2 separate regions of the Homo sapiens genome follow, and region 2 is linked to region 1. A link is an interaction called in ENCODE POLR2A ChIA-PET data of the cell type or tissue named here. Cell type or tissue: PC-9. All regions are shown on one strand. Each heading gives the region's core, and the rest is flanking DNA. Links, peaks and the distances in the headings are about the cores only.

Evidence for each region. Peaks named below come from ENCODE experiments on the same cell type or tissue, not always from the same donor. Only the 100,000 strongest peaks of a DNase experiment are listed, where the experiment ranks them.
Region 2: POLR2A ChIA-PET joins it to region 1 with 13 read pairs; 9 of 35 experiments call an interaction of 5 or more read pairs at or near these places.

What each region holds. Positions count from the first base shown.
Region 1 is chr11:68,741,860-68,750,190 of GRCh38, reverse strand. It overlaps TESMIN (testis expressed metallothionein like protein), which reads left to right. Exons shown (of 10, transcript NM_004923.3): 2 at 1; 3 at 2,825-2,983; 4 at 5,080-5,200; 5 at 7,797-7,873. Among named protein-coding and RNA genes, the nearest start is that of TESMIN, 5.5 kb to the left of the region's middle. In PC-9, for the core only: no CTCF peak of the experiment used is centred there; no DNase peak of the experiment used is centred there.
Region 2 is chr11:68,674,292-68,682,622 of GRCh38, reverse strand. LOC107984343 (a long non-coding RNA gene) reads left to right here. Exons shown (of 3, transcript XR_001748281.1): 3 at 5,633-5,716. Among named protein-coding and RNA genes, the nearest start is that of GAL, 6.1 kb to the left of the region's middle. In PC-9, for the core only: no CTCF peak of the experiment used is centred there; a DNase peak (open chromatin) is centred at 4,952.

The sequences.
Region 1 (8,331 bases), core at 218-8,217:
AGTAAGAACCGCCTGGGGAATGGGCACAGCTCCCCCTCCATCCCTTCCCCAACCCATCTGAGGCTGCTAGTGTACCCCAGGATTTCCCTCTACAAGCATTTTCCCTGGTGACACCACACACAGCCCACCGGAGTCACTGATTCTCGGTAGAGCGTATACTCTTTGTCGTCTTCCTAATCCAACATGCATCGGCCCAGCCAAGCCCTTTCCCCTGGAGGGAATTCTGCCCTGCACCAGTCGTCCAAAGCTGACCTAACCATGCAGACGGCGGACAACAAAAAAAGGGGGAAAGCTAGGACGTAGGTTCCCTTGGGCCCTGTTGCTATCCTTGGCTTAAGGAGAGAGGCCCGCTGTCTGCTGGTAACTATTGTCTGTGAAAACAAACGCAATGTGGTGGAGGGTTGGCGTGTTTGCATCTTGCATTTTTTTTTTCCTTTAACTTTACCAGGCTTGGAATCCACAGCAAGGACTCAGAGTTAATACTTGGATTTTCCGGGCCTTGAAGTCAAGATGTGAGATCTTCCCTTTGCTAATGAGTAATAGCTCTTCAAGCATATGCAATGTAAATCAGAGCCTAAAGAAATGCTTGCCAGCTCTCAGCCGACTGCCCTCTCTAGCTGTAGATGACCGCTGATAATTTTCCGCTTTGTTCTTGCCAAAACTAATGAGTTTTCAAAGGAAACAAAGGGTCCCAGGAAAATGTGTTCTCGACCCCTCAAAAAGGACCCAGCTCAGAAAACGAGACCACTCATCCATGAGGTCATTTTAGTAAGTTGTAGATGAAGCGTTTGTGGGACACAATGCTTGAGTCAGTATTGAGATGGCTGGAGCCTGACCCTGTATCATAAGCCAGAGCAGCAGGAGCTTGGATTTCTGCTCTTCCGGTTTTCTGTTATGGTAATTGCCAGTCCTTAGTGTACAGGAAAAGGATGGGCAGAGGCTGGGGCCTCCACTGACCTCTGTTTGTCCTCAGAGGAGCCATAGAGCTCACCAGTTCCCCCAGCCGTTTCCCAGGACAGAGGTCTTTCTCACAGCCTTTCTCAGAGGGCTTGAAATGTTAAGAACTGCATTTTGCTGCCCAGCCGGATTGGTGTCCAGCGCCTCCTGCCCGTAGGTCCTAGCTCGGCTCATTTCCTCACAGAGTGGAGTCAGAAAGCATTAATCAGAACAGGGAAGATAATACAAAAATTAACCGGGTGTGGTGGCGCACACCTGTAATCCCAGCTACTCGGGAGGCTGAGGCAGGAGAATTGCTTGAACCTGGGAGGCGAAGGCTGCAGTGAGCCGAGATTGCACCACTGCACTCCAGCCTGAGCGACAGAGTGAGACCCTGTCTTAAAAAACAAACAAAACACACACAAGAGAATTCTCTGATGTTAAAGATAGTAAAATTCTCTTTAATCCAATTTTAAGAGATTGCTGGTCTGACAAACTAAAGGAGAGACTTTGCTTTTTAAATTTTTATTGACTGCTTTCTGATTCATTAATAAAATGGACCAGATACAGCACAGACATGTTTATCGTTTAAACAGAATGGAATTATTTTCAGTAAATATTCAGGATCAGTTGCTAATTTCCTTCTTCTAGAAATTCATTCCCACATGTTGACCTTTGTTTTGAAAGGTCAGAAATGGAATTTTAGTATAAGTAGTTCAGATATTAGTTGCATAGGTCTGAGGAAATGATATATTTATTATAGTAGTATTTGTTGATTACAGGGAGATAAGTTAAATCTAAACTGGGATGACGTGCATAGCACATCCCCCAAAGCAGCAAGTAGAAGAAAATTTTATGTGTATTTATATGAAATTTAAAATTTCTAAATAAAGCTACTTAAAATATAGCTAAACTTTATCTCTTTTAAGATTTATACCTAGATGCTAGTCTGCTGTGCTGAGTGATTTGCCCATACATGGGAAATATGATTTGTTTGGGCCTCTGATTTTATTGGGCTGGACAAGCTCCAATTTGAGTCACTATCTGCATTTTGAAAGATACCTGCTCTGTGATTTTTATTTGAGGTCTTCAGTATGTTACCTTAGAGCCACCATCTTTTTGGAAGGGCTCTGTGGCCTGCCTCCTGGCCTTTGGGGAGCCCCACTGTCCTCTGGTCCAGGCAGCTCGGGCAAGTGTAGGTGGAGGAGGAGGGGAGGGGAGGATGCAAAGCGTGGGTTTCCCAGTCCTCCTCACATTCCTACAGATTGTAAAAAGCAGCATCCCAATGTTGAAACAATCCTGATTGTAATTTTTTTTTAACCACGAGGATTCTTACTTTTAAAAATTCTATTGATTTTCAGTATTATCCCTGTATTTCTCCATATCTTTGGTAATTTTGTCATCGGGTTGACAGTTGTTACAGAAGACAGCTTGAACACAAAGCTGGCAGCCACTCCCTACTCTCCACCATTTCATGTTTGTTGTCCTACTATTAAGGCAGGAAAGGGCTACTACCTAATTACAAATCTTCCTATAAACACATCATAAATAATATTAAAACGTTACCAAGGATTTGGGGCTTTTTGAGGAAAAAACAATTGACTAGAACATCTAATTCAAACTACTGAGCATGCTGGAAGAATGTGTGATGGGGCTGGGCTGGAATGCAATGGCACTGTCTCAGCTCACAGCAACCTCCGCCTCCCAGGTTCAAGCAGTTCTCCTGCCTCAACCTCTCCGGTAGCTGGGAGTGTGCCACCATGCCTAGTAGAGACAGGGTTTCACCATAACTTCTACTTATCACTGAGATTTCAATTTTCTAAATTATGCAACTGCAAGAGCCAGTGTCCACCATGTGTTCTCTAAAATAATTATTGCTTTTTTCTAGGTTGAAATCAAGGAAGCAGGTGGTACTACTACAAGTAATAATCCGGAAGAAGCAACTTTGCAGAATCTTCTTGCTCAGGAATCCTGTTGCAAGTTCCCATCGTCCCAGGAACTAGAGGATGCCTCCTGCTGTTCTCTTAAGAAAGATTCCAACCCAATGGTAATTATGCTAAAGAAGATGTGTAGGACTAACATTATACTAAATGCTGGACCCCATCATTACTAAGTCGACTGATCATTTCACTCGTTTTTCATTTCACGTATGTATTGTATCAGGATTTTTGGTTGTCTCATTAGCAAAACAGGGACATGAGCCTTTCACATCTCACCTCTAAGATTCTCATTTCTACTCCATCTTAGCAAATTGAACAAAGATGAGGACATTGCTGTATTCATTAAGGAGAGCAAGCACAAATCACATCAGTTAGTGCAGTGCTGGGGTCAGGGACTGCAGCTGAGCCTCATGGTTTGGCATATTGGTGTGGGGCACGGTCCTGTGGCTTCAGGGCAGAGCCTGCTTCCTTCGTGTCCCAATCTCTCATGATAACAGGTAACGCTTGTATAGGGTACGTAATCAGTCACAGCTGTGGTTTATGTCATATTTTTGCACCTTTATTTAATCCTCCTAACAACTCTGTAGGATAGGCATTCTTTTTATCCCCACTTTATGGGTAAGAAACAGAGATGTTACATCATCTACATTGGTCTTCATAATTAAGTGGTGCATCTGGGACTCCAGATCTCACGTGGCAAGGACTAGGAATGGGGAGAGTGTCGCCCACAGCATTCCCTTAGCAAAGCACCCAGAGTCCAAGAACCGATCATTGCCTTTCCCCCAGCAATTCTTTATTCCTAGAAATGAGGCCCTTGCTGTAAGGCATAGACGTTAACAAGCAAATACTTGAAAATGAGCCTGTCATGAGTTTGGTTTAGCTGTGGTGTACACTAACATTAGCCTCTCCATCGGTGGTTCTATTTGGGGCTGTGGGTTCTGATAGCAGTTTTTCTAGGACCCTAAAAGCAGGTCAGCAGGATGAGAACTCTCCGACTCCCCAAGACTGCAGAGTGATGTTAGCACATTTCCCCAGAGGGCAGAGCCAAGGCTCCCATGTGGATAGGGCCCAGGAGTGTGCAGTAGAGGCAGGTCTGCAGAGTTCACTCTGAGCCTTTCCTGTGTGTGTGTGTGTGTGTGTGTGTAGCTATAACTTTATCCTCCAAATACAAATACAACTCCAATTGAACATGAATGCTGGCCTCTCATCAGATGTCAGGATGATGTGGAATATTGATCCAATGACCATAGTAGGTCCAATGTGTATTACTTTGATAACATTGGTCCTTTATGGTTCTTTGGGTTCTCTTATCTAGATTATAAGCAACTTAAGTGTATAAAGCACAGCTGCTCTGTGTAGTTGTGGTTCTGCCAGCAGAATTGGAAGCTGTGTCCAGGCAGAAGCCACAGCATCTCTCGCCTTTCTATCCCCACATGCCACAGCCTGAAGCAGGGCTGGGCACACAGTTCCCTCAGTGCTTTTGCTTGACTGATGGGATGGACTGGCAGACCCACCCGGCTTGCGACCATTTATTTATGGTCAGTATCCAAGGGGGGTCTGACAGTGCTGCTCAGGCCCAAGCAGATCAGTGTGGCTTCTTAGAACTTTATAGTTCTTGGACTAACCTTTCTAAGCTGTACTTGTAGGAAATAAAATAGATGTGTTTTTAAAACCCCATGTGTTAAATAATGACATGTGTGTGGCAGGAAAGGACAGTTGGAGTAAAATTAGAGAGGATTTTAAGTGCGTGCCCAGGGACTCAGGGACATGCCGCCAGGGCCTCAGTGCCCACTGGGGCTGAATGGGCTGGGGCTTAGCGGAGCAGCACCCTCTTCTGCTCATGTCAATGGTGGAGTGAGGACAGGACAAAGGAAGCTCTGGGGCATGGCTACCTGATCCCCAACTAAATCAGACACCTGTGGAGAAAGCCAGGCACAGGAACTTTTTTCTGTTCACACACTGGACGCATCTCAGGAAACATTTCTGGGTTTTTCTTTTTTTTTTTTTTTTTTTTGCCCTTTGGTGTCTCCAAAGAGCATGTTAGTGTAGAGTAAGAAATCGAAAACAGATCTATAGTTTTCTATCTTCCATTAAAATGTAACTTCTGGATTAAAGCTATTTTCTCAGATTTAAGTTTATTTAGGTTCATTATTACTGGAATTATGTTTCAAAAATGAAACCTGATTGTTCTTTTTCATTTTAGGTGATATGCCAATTGAAAGGGGGCACACAAATGCTATGTATAGACAATTCTAGAACAAGAGAACTAAAAGCACTCCATTTGGTTCCTCAGTATCAAGATCAAAATAATTATCTACAGTCAGGTACAAAGTTAATTAATAAAAAAAACTATGTCATATATGTAAGTTGGTAAATGAATATGTTTGGCTTTGTATATAAAGTGAAATGGCAACCAGGATATTAAATAGGAAATTTGGCAAACCTCGTAGTCCATATTAGTAAGCTAAGAATATAAAAATGTATATCTATAGACTAATTTTTGTACCCTGTACTGACTGTCTCAAATTCTTGGATAGCTGTCCCTCATGTCACCTAGCTGCTGAGAGCTTTGTGATCCTAACAGGTGATGACTCAGACCGACACTGCATTGGTAGGAATTCCACAAATAGGTGCCTCGATGTGCCTAGATTGAAATATCAGCCTTTCCCAGACTGACCTGATGGGTTGACTTCAGGTGTGGTGTAAACACCTACATTTTAATGTAAACATTTCAGTGTAATCAATGAGAACTATCATTCTGCTTTAATCACCATGAGTTCTGAAATAACAAAGGATTTGTCTGACATTCATTCTAAGAAATTCATTCTTACCTGACTAAGAAACTTTTTTAACCTGGCACAATAATAAGAAATGACCTGTAAGTACTTGATTGTTCTGAAATTCCTTATGCATGATTAGAGAAAGAGTAAATGACGTATTTTAGGATTGTGTTTAACAAAAGTGAGATGCTAATTCTTGAAAATTAGGCCTCTCTATGGGGACTGCACGTAATCACATTACCCTAGATCTTGAGTTAACGAGAGAATATTCACTGTCAGGTGATTCACTGACCTTGCCTATAACTTGAAACTAATAGCAAATCCAGATGTAGTTTCACTGGCCTTTGAAGTCCAGGGCAAAAAGACAAAGCGTGACTCCCTGTCTCCCCATTGCATCCTGATTGTCTCCCTGTCCAGGGACAGAATAAATATCCTCAAGACATTGACTCTTTTCACAGTGAAGAAGCTGAGGTTGGAGCTTTGGCCTCATCTCCTATAGGTTCATGCTGCATCTCTGATCTCTACAGGCAGGGAGAAGGTCTTTCCTGCTCCCCTTCCTCCTGGCACATGACAAAATCCTAGTGCCTTAAGGTCTGCAGGAGGAGAGAGTTTATATAGTGTTTTCCAGTTCAAGTTCCTTATCATATAATCATACTCCCCCCACCTGCATCTCCTTTGTTACACTGTGCACATATTAAACATCACAATAAAGTACGTGCATCCTGCTGCCTGCGTCTGAGATTCCTCACTCAAAGGATGCCTAGGCCTGGAGGAGAAAAAGTGTTCAGGTGCTTCTACTTGAACTCATGAGCACAGAGGCTTACACACCCTTAGTGTCTCAAGAATGTTTTTCATGGCACTTGTAGACCAAATAAGTACCTATCAGTTCCAGTACTAAGTAGTTTAGTCTAAATAGCTTAGTAAGTATTTATATCCAAACAACTTAGTAACCACTTGAAAAAAAAATACACATAAATCGAAAGTAGTGCTGGCTGCCGTGGCTCACGCCTATAATCCTAGCACTTTGGGAGGCTGAGGCAGGTGAATCACTTGAGCTCAGGAGTTCAAGACCAGCCTGGGTACCATGGCGAAACCCTGTCTCTACAAGAAATACAAAAAAAAATGAGCTGGGCTTGGTGGTGTGCACCTGTTGTCCCAGTTGACTGGGGGGCTGAGGTGAGAGAATTGCTTGAGGCCAGAAGGTTGAGGCTGAGGCTGCAGTGAGCCAACATCGCACTACTGCACTCTAGCCTGGGTGACAAAGTGAGACCCTGTCTCAAAAAAAAAAAAAAAAAAAAAAGTAGTTCCTGTGGTATCCAATAGATGTCCCTGGGCTTTCTTTAAAATCATAAAATACCAGCCTGGAGTGCTGGCTCACGCCTGTAATCTCAGCACTTTGTGAGGCCAGGCCGGAGGATTGCTCGAGCCCAGTAGTTGAAGACCAGTCTGGTCAATGTGGCAAGATCCTGTCTCTACAAAAAATGAAAACATTAGCCAGGCATGGTGGCACAGGCCTGTAGTCTCAGCTACGTGGGAGGGTGAGGCAGGAGGATCACTTGAGCCTAGGGGGGTCAAGGCTGCAGTGAACCGTGGTAGTGCCACTGCACTCCAGCCTGGGCAACAGAGCAAGATCCTATCTCAAAAAAGCAAAAAGAAAAAAAAAAAAGAAAACATAAAATATCCAGCGAAGCTGGGTATGCCTATAGGCTCAGCTACTTAGGAGGCTGAGGCAGGAGGATTGCTTGAGCCCGGGAGTTTGAAGCCAGCCTCGCAACATAGCGAGACCCTATCTCAAACATTTTTTTTCCTAGTGAGTTTGCTGTGGCTATGCAGGGCACCTTGGCACACAATTTGGGAACCAGAGCACTAACAACATTGTTTTAGCCTAGTAGAGCAACCCTGGAAGCTCAGATCAAGTAGCTTTATGACCATCTCCCCAAAAAAGAAAAGAAAAATGAGTATATTAAGTAAAATACTGACTTGAAAGGTTTTAGAGAATAAAATGCGTAACTAGCATCAAGATAAGTTGAAATAACTTTGCACAGGACATGTCCATAACAGACTTTTGTACTTTCATCCACGTGTAAGTGGAAGAGGAACGATAGATGCTACAATTAATTTTTAATTATCTTCCTTACAGATGTCCCTAAACCAATGACTGCTTTAGTAGGGAGATTTTTGCCAGCATCAACAAAATTAAATCTCATTACACAACAAGTGAGTCATTGTTTTAATTTAAAAAATACAATTTTGCATTATTGTCTCTTAAAATTTTGATTGTTATGGTTGGAATTACTCAGGAAATATAATTTATTTTCCATTTAAAAGTCAAAGTGAAATACTTACCAAGTGTTCAGTCCCTGCCCCACTGTGTCAGACACTGTGGGCTGGAGTCAGTCTCGGACACAGTTATTCTTCACCAACTTGATGAAGCCCTTTTGCCCTTTCCTGCAGCCTCCAGACCGGCATTCTGCCACGCTTGCTAACTTGTCCTCTGTGACCCCACCAACAGCATATTCCACCTCCTCGGTCCAGAACGCTCCTCACCCTCCTCAGTGTTATGGAAATACTTTTTTAAAGTTTGCTTTTATGATTACACCATGATATGTGTATATTACATAAAAGTAGAGGACAAATACGCTCTTTTTCCCGAGTTTTGGTATGAAGTGTCACCT
Region 2 (8,331 bases), core at 214-8,213, 68 kb after region 1:
ATGGGTGCCTCTTGGCTACCTGAGAAATACTGCAACCTTTGGCCCCCGGTGGTAGTGGGAGCCCTGCTACCATCCCAGAGCTCTTTCTTGCTTTCTGCTGAGAACAAATCCAGCCCAGTGCATAGCACATCTTAGTCAATTCCAGCCTTCTCCTTTCTTCCACGTTAGGCCCCCTTCCAAATCCTGCCAGAGCTTGACTACACTTATTTTCTCTATTTACTTTGTCACAGAGGCTCTTAGTCTGTTTAAAGGAGCACAAACTCTAAACCTAAATCCTTGAGATGGATTCGAAAAGAGACTCAAAGTCCATCCCTTAGTCATGGGCTGGAATTTGAGGTACATTAAACTTTCAGCTGTCTTCATTTGGGCCTATGTACTCTTTTTGTTTCCTTTTTTGCTTTCAAAGAAACTTCAGACTGGGCGCAGTGGCTCACGCTTGTAATCCCAGCATTTTGGGAGGCTGAGGTGAGTAGATAGATCACTTGAGCCCTGGAGTCCAAGACCAGCTGGGGCAACATAGCAAGGCCTCATCTCTACTAAAAATAAATAAATAAATATTTTTTAAAAATCAGCCAAGCATGATGGCACGTGCCTGTAGTCCCAGCTACTCAGCTCAGGAGGCTGAGGTGGGAGGATCACCTGAGCCCAGGAGGTTGAGGCTACAGTGAGCCACGATCAAGCCTGCACTCCAGCATAGGCAACAGAGCAAGTCTCTGTCAAGAAAGAAAGAAGGAGGGAGGGAGGGAGAGAGAGAGAGAGAGAGAGAGAAGGGAAGAAGAAGAAAGAAGAAGAAGAAGGAGGAGGACGAGGAGGAGAAGGAGAAGAAGAAAAGAGAAGGAAGGAAAGTGAGGAAAGAGAAAGGAAAAAAAGAAAAATAAATTTCAGGCCGGGTGCGGTGGCTCATGCCTGTAATCCCAGCACTTTGGGAGGCCAAGGCGGGTGGATCACAAGGTCAGGAGATCGAGACCATCCTGGCTAACATGGTGAAACCCCGTCTCTACCAAAAATACAAAAAATTAGCCGGGAGTGGTGGCAGGCGCCTGTGGTCCCAGCTATTTGGGAGGCTGAGGCAGGAGAATGGCGTGAACCCAGGAGGCGGAGCTTGCAGTGAGCCTAGATCGTGCCACTGCACTCCAGCCTGGGTGACAGAGCGAGACTCCGTCTCGAAAAACAAAAAACAAAAAACAAACGAAAAAGAAATTTCAGGGTAGGTTATCTGGTCAGAGCCTCCTTATTAAAAAGACATTAAGCAACTGGAAACAAATCTTCACATGTATTTTGAATTCATTTAAGAAAGCTCCATTGAATAATTAGACACATGTATTCAAAATAAACATGCCCATGCCTGATTCCTCCAGGTCCCTAAGTTCTTTTTCCACGTGGGATGACACCCACCGTCTTGCTTCCCGCTTAGTCTGGGTGAGTGGGTCTCGGTATAAACCCTGGCTGGGACCCTGGCCCGGAAGTGCGGTGACCATGGGAAGGCTACAGACAAGCAAGGCAGTGGCCTGAAGGCGTGCTGGGGTTTCCTGAGGTCGGCAGATTCCTTCAGACAAATGAGGCCAGCACACCTGGGATGACAGACACCTGCCTCCCGGCACAGACTGTGCTGGAACCACAGCCAGTGTGCTAATGGCTCTTTGCTCAGTAATGACCCAATGGCAGTCATTGTCAACCTGTCATCTTGAAGACAGCCCAGTGTGCAGCAGACAAAGTGGGTCACCATTAGAGTAATCGAAATCAAGCAGAAAGCCTGATGTCCCCCGCTGCCTTCGAGCCAGCCCATCTTCCTTAGAAGCGCTGTCCACCACCAGGAAAAACCACCCTGAAGCTGAGAACTCAAGCAAGGGTCAAGGGTCACCTGGGCCATGCCCACTGCACGGGAGCTCAACCGTCCATTGCCTGGCAGTGGAGCTGCAGTGGTGAAATCAGCAGCAGGGTCCCTGCCCTTGCGGAGTTAGACCCTCACGGAGACCCATTACAGTTGGCCCCTCTGTATCTGTGAGTTCCCTGGCTGTGGGTTCAACCCACTATGGACTGGGTCCTTGTAGGTAGGCCTAGGATGGGTTTCTCTGTACGAATACGTACAGACTTTTTTCCTTGTCATTATTTCCTAAACAATACGGTATAACAACTATTCATGTAGCATTTACATTATACTCAGTATTATAAGTAATCTAGAGATGATTTAAAGCATGTGGGAGGGCCATCGCGGTGGCTTATGCCTGTAATCACAACACTTTGGGAGGCCGAGGCGGGCAGATCACTTGAGGTCAGGAGTTCGAGACCAGCCTGGCCAACATGCCAAAACCCTCTCTCTACTACATATACAAAAACTCAGCCAGATGTGGTGGCGGACATCTGTAATCCCAGCTACTCGGGACGCTGAGGCAGGAGAATCACTTGTACAACTGAACCCGGGAGGCAGAGGTTGCAGTGAGCCGAAACGGCGCCACTGCACTCCAGCATCTGGGTGACAGAGTGAGACTTCATCTCAAAAATAAAAAAGTTAAATTAAAAATAAAGCATATGGGAAGATGTGCGTAGGTTATATGCAAATACTATGCCATTTTATATAAGGGACTTGAGCATCCACGGATTTCGGTATTTGCGTGGCCAGGGGTTTCCTGGAACCAACCCACTGTGGACATGGAGGGCCAACTGTATGCAACAAATGGTTATTGTACAAATAACCACCCCATTGTCGTGGGAAGGAGATGCATGGATTAGGGGAGCTGAACCTGACAGGTGAGCAGGACTGACTGGGTACAGAATGAGGTCCAGCACACTCCAGGTGGAGGGGGTTACATGGGTACGCCCCCTTTTTGGTCCTTTTCCATTCCTTCTTCCTGCTGCCTGGAGTGTGGACGTGAAGGCTGGAGGTGGGCAACGAATTTGGACCATGAGGTGATGGCTTCAGGTGACACATCAAGGCCGAGGGAGCCTGGGTCCCAGTGACCCTGAGCCTGGTCCCTGGGCTGCACACTTCCAGGCTTGTTTCACAACAGAGGAGAAGAAGCATCTCTCTTATTTAAGCCAATGGCCCATAGAGGTTTTCCATCACGTGCGGTAGGAATTGTTCCAATCAGTTTCACAGTGGTCAACAAATGTTTGATGAATGAATGAATGAATGAATAAAAACACGTGAGAGGGTACACCACCTCCACCGCTGCTGAGAAGCTCATGTCTGCAAGACGGGCTCATCAGAGGGAGAGGTTTGGACGATAACGTGACGAACGATACCACCTATCAGTCCCACGACCATCTCGTTACTACTCAAGAAATGAGGAAATGGCTCGATGACCTAAAATTGGCATTTCTTTGACCCTGCAAATGTCTGTGTCCTTGATTCCCCCATTCCCTGATTTCCACGCCACCCAGCCCCACTCCAGTAACACAGCAGTCATGAAAAAAGACCCTAGAGTCGCTCCCCTAAAAAAATGAGTAGCTGGCAAAGGATCTGGCTAAGGTGAAAGTTGTATCAATGGATAGAATTATACCATTCTATGAATGAGTTTTTAATATATGTATTCGATTATTCGACAGAACCTTGTTAAATGGGTTCATTATACAGGGTTGTTTCATTCACAGAAACAATTGGGTGCTTTTACTAAGGGGTTAAGGTAGTAGAAATTGGAGTTTCGAGTGCAAGCTGAGAAGGGAGAAGAGGAGGAAGAGCAAGTTTTGGAGGTTTGAGGACATTGGGTAACAGAATGCCATCTTTAAAGCAGCCTTCTGGAAGATTCTTTCTGCATGCATCTTGCTGGCCAGAGTCATGCCCGGCCACAACAGAGGCTTGGAAACAGGTTGGAAACAGGGTCTTTTATTATGGATGATGTTGAGCTCACTTGAGTTCTGGAGCTGAAGGAGGAGGGGGACATGGAATGTTGGTGTGGGCCAGTACAGGCTCTGCCACAGGCAGGGCCCTAAGTCCATGTGTTTTCGTAGTTGTAAATTTTTTGTGAAATGTGAAAGCAAGCCATAATCACAGCCAGTTAAGACCTGTCTCTCGACACATCACTTCCTCAGTTTCCCCTCAGACAATGTGGTGCTGGAAAGGCCACAGGCACTTCTAGGCTCTTTAAGGGGAAGTTAGATTGGGGATGCATTTAGTTCTGGATCATGGTGGGTGTATTTATAGCCACCTATATATATATAGGATGTATTGATCTCACTTGCATAGGATGGCTGAGTTGCCGCTCGCCGTCTGCTGTGGGAATAGTTCTAGGAGTGCCCCGCTGCCCAAGCACCCGCTCCCCTAGCACTGGAACACGAGCTGTGTGGCTGGCACGCATGCTGCAGCGTTGGTGGCACAGCCCTCGTGGAAAGCTGTCGTCTCCCAGGGAGATGGGCTTGAGACAAGCCTGGGGTCACTAGGATAATTTGGAGAGCTGCATCTTTGAAAAGTGTTTAGTCAGCTTTTTATTAGTGGACACATTCTACCAGCGTCTTGGGAGCCACGGTGGCTTCTCAGGAAGCCCCTGCAACCTCCCACCCCAGACGCAGTTCCACGCAAGCTCAACTCTCCCCTCCAATTCCAGGGTGAGTGGAGGGGGGATGTCGCTTTTGATGTCTTGCTTTGCTCAGCTCACAAGTCCTGGGCTCTTTAGCTGGAGCCATCCTTGTCTGCAGTGTGGCACTCTCTCCTCCCTAAACCCACCACCTGCATCTTCTTTCTCCAACAGACCACCCCCGGCCCGCTCCTTCACTGCCCTGGGCTCTGTGCCAGGGAAGCCTCTCCTTCCCAGCCCCCAGCCCCGCCCCCCACCATGTAGCCTCCCCTCCTGCTCCTTGGTGAACTCATCCCATGGGAGATGAGCTTCCTCAGGGACCTCCTTGCTGGTCAGAGGCAGGGTCACAGCCGGGAGTCCGTGAATCCACCTGTGCCCTGGGTGACTCATCCAGCTGGGGGTTTTCTGGGTAGCTCAGCCTGGAGGAAGAGGGGCTGCTAATGGCCTTGCCAGAGGCTGACGCCTGCAGTTGGGAGGGGTGGGGGCGGGAAGTAGGTGACTCAGCGACAGGCCCTGGACAGCTGCCCCTGTTTCCTGGCCCTGAGTCAGGCCCATCAGCAGCACCCAGGGCCATATGGGAACCCGTCTGGCTACCAGGATGTGGGTGTGCAGGAGGAGGACAGGCAGCTGGGGGGCCACAAGGAGGGGCAGTGGGAAGAGAGAGGGGTGCTTCCACCTGGAGGCCTGAGCTGTGCAGGAAAAGCTCTGACCTGCTTCTCAGGGACCCAACATATTTTTTTTTTTTTTTTTTTTTTTGAGACAGAGTCTTGCTCTGTTGCCCAGGCTGGAGTGCAGTGGCACAACCTCGACTCACTGCAACCTCCGCCTCCCAGGCTCAAGCAATTCTCCTGCCTCAGCCTCCGGAGTCACTGGGATTACAGGCACCCGCCACCACACCCAGCTAATTTTTGCGTTTTTAGTAGAGACAGGTCTTGAACTCCTGACCTCAGGTGATCCACCCACCTCAGCCTCCCAAAGTGCTGGGATTATAGGCATAAGCCACTGCGTCTGGCCCCAAAATACTTTAGAGGACTAAAAAGTGATGAGTATTTACCTTCTGGAAATACTGCACCCGTTTACAGCCTCTTAGAATCTAAGTGCCTCTTTCCCCAAATCCCCAGCTGGATGCTAGCAAACGTTTAACATTTTCACCAGTCTGACGAGCGAGACTGTTGTCATCGGCTTGGGCTGCCATAGCAGAGTACCACACACCAGGCAGCTTGACCAACAGAAATGCATCATCTCACAGTTCTGGAGGCTGGAAGTCCAAGATCAAGGTGTCGGCAGAGTGGTTTGCTTCTGAGGGCTGTCAGGGGAAATCTGTTCTATTTGCCTGTTCTGGACATTTCGTATAAATGCAATCATAAAATCTATGGCCTTTTGGGTCTGGCTTCTTTCACTCAGCATGTTTTGAGGTTCACCCATACTGTAGCATGAATATTTCATTCCTTTTCATGGCTGAGTTATATTCTGTTATATGGATAGACTACTTTGCTTTTTGTTTTTTGTTTTTTGTGTTTTTTTTTGAGACGAAGTTTCACTCTTCTTGCCCAGGCTGGAGTGCAATGGCACAATCCTGGCTCACTGCAACCTCCACTTCCCAGGTTCAAGCAATTCTTCTGCCTCAGCCTCCCGAGTAGCTGGGATTACAGGCATGCACCACTACACCAGGCTAATTTTGTATTTTTAGTAGAGGTGGGGGTTTCTCCATGTTGGTCAGGCTGGTCTAGAACTCCCGACCTCTGGTGATCTGCCCACCTCAGCCTCCCAAAATGCTGGGAGCCACCACGCCTGGCTGGATCGACCACTTTTTATCTATGCATCAGCTCATCAACACTTGAGTTGCTTCCCCCTTTGGCATTTATGAAGACTGCTGCTATGAACATTTGTGTTCAAGGATCTGTTTGGACATCTGTTCTCAATTCCTATACCTGGGAAGTCAGTTGCTGGGTGATACAGTAGTTCTATGTTTAAGGAACATTATTTAAATGTTTGATAATTTGTTCATTATGGATATTTCACATTAATTTGGACTTACAAATATTGCACTGAAATATTATTTATCCTGATCACTGAGTTTTTTTGGCACCCTGCACGTTTTGTACCCAAGGCAAGTGCCTCACTCACCCAACCCAACCCAACTCCCCAATGCCCCTCTGCAAGGGAAGAGAGGACAGAGTCAAGCTGTTTCTAGGAGGCAAAGACACCTGGGTGATTCTGCACTTTGTTTCCTCTGTCTAGAACATTCCTCTATCTAGAACATCCTTCCTATTTAGGGTGATCAGCCATCCCAGTTCCCTAGGCTGGAAATCCCTGAGAAGTTTCCTGGGACACAGAATTTTCCAGGTGAAAACCAAAAAGCCCCAGGCAAACCGGGACAGTGGGTCACTAATTCCCTTCAAATCTATTGGCTGCTCCCTCACCTTCTTTGAAAATCTAGTGGCCAGGCACGGTGGCTCATGCCTGTAATCTCAGCACTTTGGGAGGCCGAGGCAGGCAGATCACCTGAGGTCAGGAGTTCGAGGTCAGCCTGACCAACATGGCAAAACCCCGTCTCTACCAAAACACACACAAAGAATTAGCCAGGCATGGTGGCAGGCACCTGTAGTCGCATCTACTCGGGAAGCTAAGGCAGGAGAATTGCTTGAACCTGGGAGGTGGAGGTTGCAGTGAGCCGAGATCCTACCATTGCACTCCAGCCTGGGCAACAGAGCAAGACTCAGAAAAAAAAAAAAAAAAAAAGGAAAGAAAAGAGAGTCTGGTGGGGGGGCATGGTGGCTCACGCCTGTAATCCCAGCACTTTGGGAGGCCAAAGTGGGCGGATCACTTGAGGTCAGGAGTTCAAGACCAGCCTGGCCAACATGGCGAAACCTGGTCTCTACTAAAAAAATATATAAAAATCAGCCAGGCATGGTGGCACGCGCCTGTAGTACCAGCTACTTGGGAGGCTGGGGCAGGAGAATTGCTTGAATCCGGGAGGTGGAGTTTGCAAGTGAGCCGAGATCGCACAACTGCACTCCAGCCTGGGCGACAGAGCAAGACTCCATCTCAAAAAAAAAAAAAAGAAAAACAGAAAAGAAAATCTAGTGGAGCTGCCCAGGCTCTGCCCAATCCCTCCTCCCTGCAGGGTCCTCCTTGACCTTCTGTCGTACTCCCCTGGGCCCTTCCTGCCCACCCGAACCCCAGCTTTCCCTGAGCCCTTCCTGCTTTTGTCGTTGGCTCCTTCTTTATTCCAAATGTCCCCCTAGGTAACTCAGGCGCAATTAGGTAAATAAAAACACAGAACACGCAGTTAAATGTGAATACCAGACGGACAGTGACTGATTTTTGAGTGTAAGTACGTCCCGTGCGACATTTGGGATGTATCCTACTAAGACATTCTTTGTTTTGTCTGAAATGCCAAATGTATCCGACGCCCTGGGTTCTTGTGCAACCCGCAGTGCCGGGGTCCGTGGAAGGTGGGGAGCCCGTATCCTCCAGGACTGAGACACTGAGGTGCAGGGATGAGATATCTTACAGCAGCGCAGGCCATGGGGCTGTCTCGTTTCCACCGAAAAGTATTTGGGGTCTAGCGCTGCTCTGAGGAAAAGAACTGCTATGCTCCATGTTTTTGTCAAAGAAGACATAGATCTGGCAGAAAGATGGACATAAGCGCTGATTAAGAGAAAATCAAGTTGACAGATCCTTAGTGGTAAGAGCTTTCTTCTCCGTGATGCATGAATAACAGAATAAATAGTATCCCTGGGGGGAAGATTAAATTCTCAAACCCTGTTATTGTATTTGAAGAATCAGGCTGACTTCCCAAAGGAAGGACATTGCC